Regions from separate parts of the Homo sapiens genome. Here region 1 is linked to region 2. A link is a contact called in ENCODE Hi-C or POLR2A ChIA-PET data. All regions are on one chromosome and are shown on one strand. The core of a region is the stretch at or near the end of the contact, and the rest is flanking DNA. Distances in the headings are between cores, read along the strand shown. Region 1 holds the start of GPATCH2L (G-patch domain containing 2 like). Region 2 holds the start of ALDH6A1 (aldehyde dehydrogenase 6 family member A1).

Region 1 (3,550 bases), core at 649-3,148, 2.1 Mb after region 2:
ACAATTCTTTGGGGCAAAATTTCAGGGTCCAAGGTATGTGCATATTTTTAAATAAACTTTTTTATTTTAGGATAATTTTGGGTTTAGATAAAAATTATGAAGATTGTTACAGTTTCTGTGTAATTCACACTTTCTCCTATTATTCACTTTTTTTTTTTTTTTTTGTGACGGCTGAGTCTCACTCTGTCGCCCAGGCTGGAGTGCAGTGGCTCGATCTCTGCTCACTGCAACCTCCGCCTCCTGGGCTCAGGCGATGCTCTTGCCTTAGCCTCCTGAGTAGGGACTGGGACTACAGGCATGTGCCACCACACCTGGCTAATTTTTTGTATTTTTAGTAGAGACGGGGTTTCACCATGTTGGCCAGGCTGATCTCGAAATCCTGACCTCAGGTGATCCGCCCACCTCAACCTCCCAAAGTGCTGGAATTACAGGTGTGAGCCACCACACCAGGCTATTCACTCTTACAGAAGTATAACACATCTCACAATTGCAACCAATATTGATACGTTATTATTATTATTATTATTTTGAGACGGAGTTTCACTCTTGTAGACCAGGCTGGAGTGCAATGGTGCGATCTTGGCTCACTGCAACCTCCGCCTCCCAGGTGCAAGTGATTCTCCTGCCTCAGCCTCCCGAGTAGCTGGGATTACAGGCACGTGCCACCATGCCCATGTAATTTTTGTATTTTTAGCAGAGACAGGTTTTCACCCTGTTAGCCAGGATGGTCTCAATCCCCCAACCTCAGGTGATCCGCCTGCCTCGGCCTCCCAAAGTGCTGGGATTACAGGCGTGAGCCACCTCACCCGGCCCGATACATTATGATTAACTAAAGTTGATACTTTATCCAGATTTCCTTAGTTTTTACCTAATGTTCTTTTTTCAATTGCAGCGTCACACCCAGGACACCATATTACATTGTCATGCCTCCTTAGGCTCCTCTTGGCTCTGAGTTTCTTAGACTTCCCTTGCCTTTGCTGATCTTAACAATTTTGAAGAATACTGGTCATGCACTCTGCAGAATGTCCCTCAATTCGGGTTTGTCTGATTTTTTTTTCTTATAATTAGACTGGGTTATGAGATTTGGAAGGAAAGTACCATAAAGTGCCATTCTCATCATATATCATTCCACATACTATCAACATGATTTAGCACATAGTCTTGATCACCTGGCTGAATTACTGTTTGCCAGGTTTCTCCCCTGTAAAATCACTCATTTTCCCCTTTACAGATGTTGTACTTTTGGGAAGGAAGTCACTATGCACAGCCCACATTTAAGGAGGCAGAAGTTATGCTGCAGGATGGCTGTCTACATAAGTTATTTGAGATTCTTCTGTGGGGGATTTATCTCTTCTTCCTCATTCGTTAATTTATTCAATCACTTATATCGGCATGGGCTCATGAATATTTCTTTTGTACTTTGAGTTATAATCCAATATCACTTGTTTTATTGCTCAAGGCAATTTGAAATGTTCTGAGTAACTCAGTGCAAAACAACCTCTTCCAAAGGTTGTACCAGCTCACAGGGTAGACGTCATTAAGATCCATTTCCCCTCAACTTCACAGACCCATTAAAAAGGTCAGAAAGCAAGAGATAAGCTGACATCCCTGCCTAGCGCCCAATTTCTGGAAGCCCCTAAGGAAGATGAGGCCAGCATGCAGGGGTCTTTCCCCACGTGGGGCACCTCAACCCCTGAGACGCCCTTTCCCGGCCAGACCCTATTCAACACCCCTCCTTGTCCCCTGCCCCATCTCCTGGCTTCCTGTGGCTCCGCCCACCGCGGGGCGGAAGTGGGTGTGGCCACGGGCGGAAGCACTGGGTCAGGGGCCCAATCGTGCAGCCAGCCCCTCCCACTCGCCACCGCCCCACCCCTCCGGCCCAGACCGGAAATGAGGTCAGAGAGGGAAGCCCCGGCGGTGAGAGTCGGCCCAAAAAGCGGCGGCCGTTGGAGGTGGCTGCGGCAGCTGGTGAGGGGGAGGAATGGGTTGAGAGTGTTGGGGTCCTGGGGGCTAGTACCAGAGGGGATCGGAGCGCCAAGCCGCGGCTGAGCGGCTAAGGGCGTCTTGGGGCTGCGGCAGACGGCCGGAGGGTGAGGGTGGTGGGGCCTTGCTTTTCAGGGCCCTTGTCCCCATCCCTGGGGATGTGGGTCGGGCCGTCTCCGGGGCCACAGCCCCCTCTTCCCCTTTCTTCTTTCTGCCTCTCTGGGGCGGGCTGCAGCCTGAGGGCTTGGTGTCCCGAGCCATGGTCGCCCCAGCCCTCAGGGACGGGCCGGGGCGTGGTGGAGAGTCCTTCGAAACACAGTTTTTGTCATATATGTGGCCATGTTGCGACCCCCGATCCCGGAGGGAGCTCAGTCGCCAAGACTTGCATTTTGGCAGTTTCTGCCCTAGAAGAGCCGATCCCCGCCCCTCGTGAGCCCAAATGAGCAGTTGCCTCCTGCCTCTCCCACCTCCTACTCCGCCCCTCACTTCCACCCTGCTCCTGTCTCTCTTCTTACTTGCTGTCCACCAGCTACCCGTTCCTTCCTGTGCGTGACTCAGCCTCATCTCTGCCCGGGTGCGTGCCTGGCCGCCGGGTCCTCTCGAGAGTGTGCATCCGCGACTGGAGATGGGGAGTTCTAGGGTTCTTTTGTCACTACTGTTGGAATTACAGGCTTTGAGGCAGGAAAGGATTCTGCACAGGCATTCGACTGCAAGTTGTTTGATGACTTCGTTCCATGTTCAAGTTTGTGCTGTTCTGCCTGAGGTTTTTATTTGTTCTTTTGTTTTTGTTTTTTGTATTTTTGTTGCCTGAGTTTTTAAAGCAGTAATTCTTTATTAGGGAAGTAGATTTTGACATGCTGTTCCCACTTGTTTCTTTATTTTGGTCTTAGGGACAGTTGTCTCCCAAACCTCAATCATGGCATTTTAATCCACTTTTTTTTTTCCCATTTTTTCCCCTTCTTTTCACAGGTGTTGATAAACCACTTCTTAATGCTTAAAAGAACTTGGTCTTGTTTAAATGTATGTGCTTTTGGACACTTTGAGAAGCTTCGTTTGTATGGTAGTTTTGGAAGTAGGTGTCACTATTGCTCCTACAGGTGTGGCAGATAAGCCAGAGGACTGTTTTCCTGTCTTTAAGTTCATTGGCATAGGCACAGCATGAAAATAGGTTTTAGAAAGCCCTTTGCAAAGTGAAAACTGAATGAATGGGAATATGGTCAGAGAGTGGCACCACTTAGAATTTTAAGCTGATCTTGAAATACTTTGGGCATAGAGGCAAGAGAAAAGTGCTAAAAATTTAATATGTATTTAATTAGATGCTGTACAAATTAAATATTTCCCCTTAAGGGGGAATTTTGAAGATTGCTCCTACTACTGTCATTTCTTGAAATGTTTGTCTCTGAAGTGACCCCTGAAGTGTGATGTTTGGTTTGAGGATGAACAGAAAAATAAGAAATTTTGGAAAGCAGTTTGGCCAGAAATCTTAGAAACTTCACCCTATCCCTGTCATTTCAGCTGCTATTGTATCCTAGTTTTCTGTGATTGTGTGGCACTGAAGCACATAACT
Region 2 (3,786 bases), core at 1,287-3,786:
ATTTTCTTGCCCAGGTGCAGCGGTTCGTGCCTGTAGTCCCAACACTTTGGGAGGCTGAGGTGGGAGGATAGCTTGAGTTTAAGAGTTCAAGACCAGCCTGGGCAACATGGTGAAACCCTGTCTCTACAAAAAATACAAAAATTAGCTGGCATGGGGGCACGATCTGTTGTTGCAGCTACTCGGAGGGCTGAGATGGAAGAATCACTTCAGCGTGGGAGGTCGAGGCTGCTGTGAGTTGTGATTGCACCACTGCACTCCAGCCTGGGTGACAGAGCGAGACCCTGTCTCGAACATTCCTTTATCTCTGCATGGGAGTGATAATATCACAAGGAGCAGAGAGAGGTTTTAGGTTAAGTTTGACTACTCTTCGTGGCAGAGAAAAATAAGCTGAATACTTAAAATAATTGAAAACATTAACTTTCTCCTCTATAAATCCTTTTGATAGTTCTCTAATATTCATGGCTGCCAAAATCGAGGTTTTTTTTTTTTTTTTTTTTTTTTTTGATGGAGTCTTGCTCTGTCGCCCAGGCTGGAGTGCAATGGCACGATCTCAGCTCACTGCAACCTCCGTCTTCCGGGTTCAAGCGATTCTCCTGCCTCAACTTCCTGAGTAGCTGGGATTACAGTCGCCCGCCACCACACCCGGCTAATTTTTGTATTTTTAGTAGAGAAGGGGTTTTACCATGTTGGTCAGGCTGGTCTCGAACTCCTGACCTCAGGTGATCCACCCACCTTGGCCTCCCAAAGTGCAGGGATTACAGGCAGGAGCTACAGCGCCTGGCCCGTAGGCTACTTTTTATCGAACTTTTAATCAAAGATTCACGTTACAACTCCTAGTTGGCTGAGGATTACTCTATCTGTTCTTTTCCAGGTCACTTCAGAAGTTTCTCCAAATGAATCAGAAAATACATAGTGTCTGTTTCTGAAATAAAAGTACATGGAAAGAGAGATTCTTCTCCTTGATGGAAAAGGACAAAATACTTTCTTAAGGTTCTCAATGACTCATTGTGATGGGAGGGGAAGAGGAGGCAAAGGAAAAAAGCCAATTTCAGTAAAAGATTTCAAGAAGTTGGTAAGAAAAATATAGGGTGGAAACTTTGTTTTCCTGCTACTAAAAAAAGATACTAGAACAGAACAAGGATCGCAGCAAGAAATATGAGTGAGGCCAGACCATCTGCCAAACCCTTCAAACTCATCCTTTCTACCTTCCCCATTAAATAGCATATTTAAAAATGAATCTTTGCTGACTCTGCCAAGAATCTTAAAACTGCCCAAGTTTCTTTACTAGAACTCACGGAAACCTGGTGAATACTAATATTACCTAAAAGCTCAGCAATATAGAGGAAATTCTCAGACTGGATGTAATGAATAAGAACGGCACTGTTGTTTCTTGCAGACTGTTTCTTGCCTGCGGTAAATCTTGCCACATACTCTAAATCCTTGGTAGGCCATGAACAGGGGAAAGACTATAAACAGAGTTGGAGATTACAGGCCTCAGGCATGCAACTCCTGTAGCTTTACCATTTCTCCTTAGGTTGGCTTCAGAGAGGACTCAATCCCCCAAGTGCAGAGATGAGGGTGTGTAGCACTAGAAGAGCTGATTTTGGGGTGGGAACTTAGACTTCTTGTCTTACCTGGCTCCCACTTTCTATCACCCGTTTTAAAGATGTTTGGTACCTTGAACATACATGGAACATACTGGTAGCTTTAACTGTGTGCCCTTATCTACCCTATCTATGTAGATGTGCCCTATCTATGTAAACTGTAACTTAGCTGAGAAAAAGTTTAACTCAAAGTTTTGGCAAGAAAGGGGACAGCCAGTCCATGGAAAATACAAAGAGCCACACTTAGGGAAAATAGCTTAGCAAATGGCTGCCTTTGGTGAAAATCTAGAGTCCACCTCTAGAAGGAAATTCAAAGTTCATACACTGACCCTCGCCCCTCGCGTCCCCCCTCCCCCTTACCTCAGATCACCACGGATAGTGAAGTAGGGTGGGGGAAGGGAGCAATGGCAAAGTGGACGCTCACGGCAGGGGACAGAGTAACCAAAAAGAGTAGTTTCTGGGGGAGAGAGAGAAGGCTGGTGCAGAGGTAAAAAGGAAAGACGGTGGGCGGATGGAGAGATGAGGGCAAGAGAGTGACAGCAGGGAGCGGGCAGAGCTGGAGAAGGAGAGTGGGCGAGAGCCAGAAAAGAGGAGGCTTAGGAGTAAAAGGGTAGAGGGCCAAGGGTAACAGCCCAGGGTTGGATCCGGGACCAGGGAGGTTATGAAGTGAGGGCTGGGCATGGGACAGGGCCGCACAGGTCGGGTAGGAGGTCTGGCCAAAAAGGGGTTGGGCCAAGAAGGTGGTCCCGCCCGAGGATGGCTCAGGGAGCGGACGGAAAGGATCCAATTCCTAGCTTCATGGTGCCTTGGCACCACCCTCACTCGCCTGCAGGATCCGGGCTCGCACTGCCGCCGCCGCCAATAGCGCCGCCATGGCTCTCGGCCGCCCTAGCTCCGCACCCCGCGCCTCTACTGCCCAGAAGCACTACAGCTGCCAGGCCTCGCCCTCCATCCTGCCAGGCTTCCTCATTGGTGGGGAGGACTATTTTCTCCAGCCAATCACTGGTCCGAACACCTGATTCCTCTCCTCACACCCCCGTCCTGGGGATAAGTGATTGGTTAGGAGCGAAAATGCTCTCGCCCTCTGCCACCTCAGCCAATGACGTAGGCGGAGGTAGAGAAGACGCCCCTGACTTGGACACTCCCTACCGAGCACACGGGGAAGACGCCCCCCTAACCTGGAACTCCGATTGGCCAAGGGCGGAACCGAGGCCCCACCCCCCCACTGAAAAAAGTAAATAAGACCCTTCAAGAATTTTGCAGTCGCTCCACCTCAACATCCGCGTAAGGGGCGTGGCTATACTTAGGGGCGGGGCTAGGCAAAGATTGCCCTATGAGGCGAGGGAATGAGACTGGGCTGCGAGTTGGGGATAGGGTTTCTCTTTGGGGGCGTGGCTTATGGAACCTCGTTTTCCCGCCGACGGTTGGCCACGTCACGTGACATGGGTTGGAAGATGGCGTCTCCCACAGACGGTAAGAGCCGGCTTAGAGATCTTTGCCTGCAGCCTCCTTCTTTGCTCTACTGGGAACATCCACTCTGTCTCTGCCCCTCGAACATACATTTCTTTCTTGGGCTCTTCTCCTTTCCCTTTTATTTTTTTTCTTGAGATCCATCGCCGTCTTCAGCTCACCGGTTCTTCACAGCAGCTCCGGAGGTGCCCAGTTTCCCCGCTCTGTACCAGGCGTGTGGAGGAGGGCACTAGGGAGGGACTCATTCTGGGTAAAAGGACAGGGGGGTCGCCCTGTGCCTTCCTTATCTCTATTTGGGCGAGGCTGAGGGTCGAGGAGGAGATGTTTCTGGAGGACGTGGCTTACTGTAGTTTTTTCCTTGGGGTACCCATTGAAAGGATCAGTTCTCTTCTGATTGAGCGCACGGATGGAATGATTCTCACAAACCCTCGCAGGGCTGCTGGCTGACCTCATCTCGATACTGAACCGCAAGAGAAACATGATCTCTCTCCTGTCTCCTCAGTTTGGGACCATTGCCGTGGCAGCAAGAGAAGCGGGGGACGTTCTCGGCCCCTCGCCCTGAGAGTCGCGAGGAGAATCAGTATTGAGCTTTTAAGTGTCGTCTTGCACAGGTCGCAACCTGTCTTCCATCTGCTTTACGTGTTGTTTCTTAAGGCTGAGTGAATTAACGATTTCTGTTTATATATTGTGTAAAATGCAAGTCATTTCAAGT

Evidence for each region. Hi-C counts contacts between places; a loop is a spot of excess contacts on that map. ChIA-PET counts read pairs that join two places held with the same protein, here RNA polymerase II (POLR2A). Pooled maps may share reads with other maps.
Region 1: a map of CD8-positive, alpha-beta T cell shows a loop between it and region 2 (6-fold over the local background). The contact joins the promoter of GPATCH2L here to the promoter of ALDH6A1 in region 2. A Hi-C loop is called at or near these places in 1 of 168 maps with a recorded cell type or tissue (CD8-positive, alpha-beta T cell), 1 of 37 single-sample maps with no recorded cell type and 6 of 50 pooled maps. POLR2A ChIA-PET finds 5 or more read pairs at or near these places in 1 of 52 experiments (activated B cell).

Annotation. Positions count from the first base shown.
Region 1 is chr14:76,150,024-76,153,573 of GRCh38, forward strand. GPATCH2L (G-patch domain containing 2 like) reads left to right here and starts at 1,899. Exons shown (of 10, transcript NM_017926.4): 1 at 1,899-1,968.
Region 2 is chr14:74,081,917-74,085,702 of GRCh38, forward strand. ALDH6A1 (aldehyde dehydrogenase 6 family member A1) reads right to left here and starts at 2,537. Exons shown (of 12, transcript NM_005589.4): 1 at 2,431-2,537. The coding sequence starts at 2,478. LIN52 (lin-52 DREAM MuvB core complex component) reads left to right here and starts at 3,040. Exons shown (of 6, transcript NM_001024674.3): 1 at 3,040-3,077. The coding sequence starts at 3,059. It also overlaps a transcript of BBOF1 not described here. RefSeq lists an enhancer at 2,949-3,128.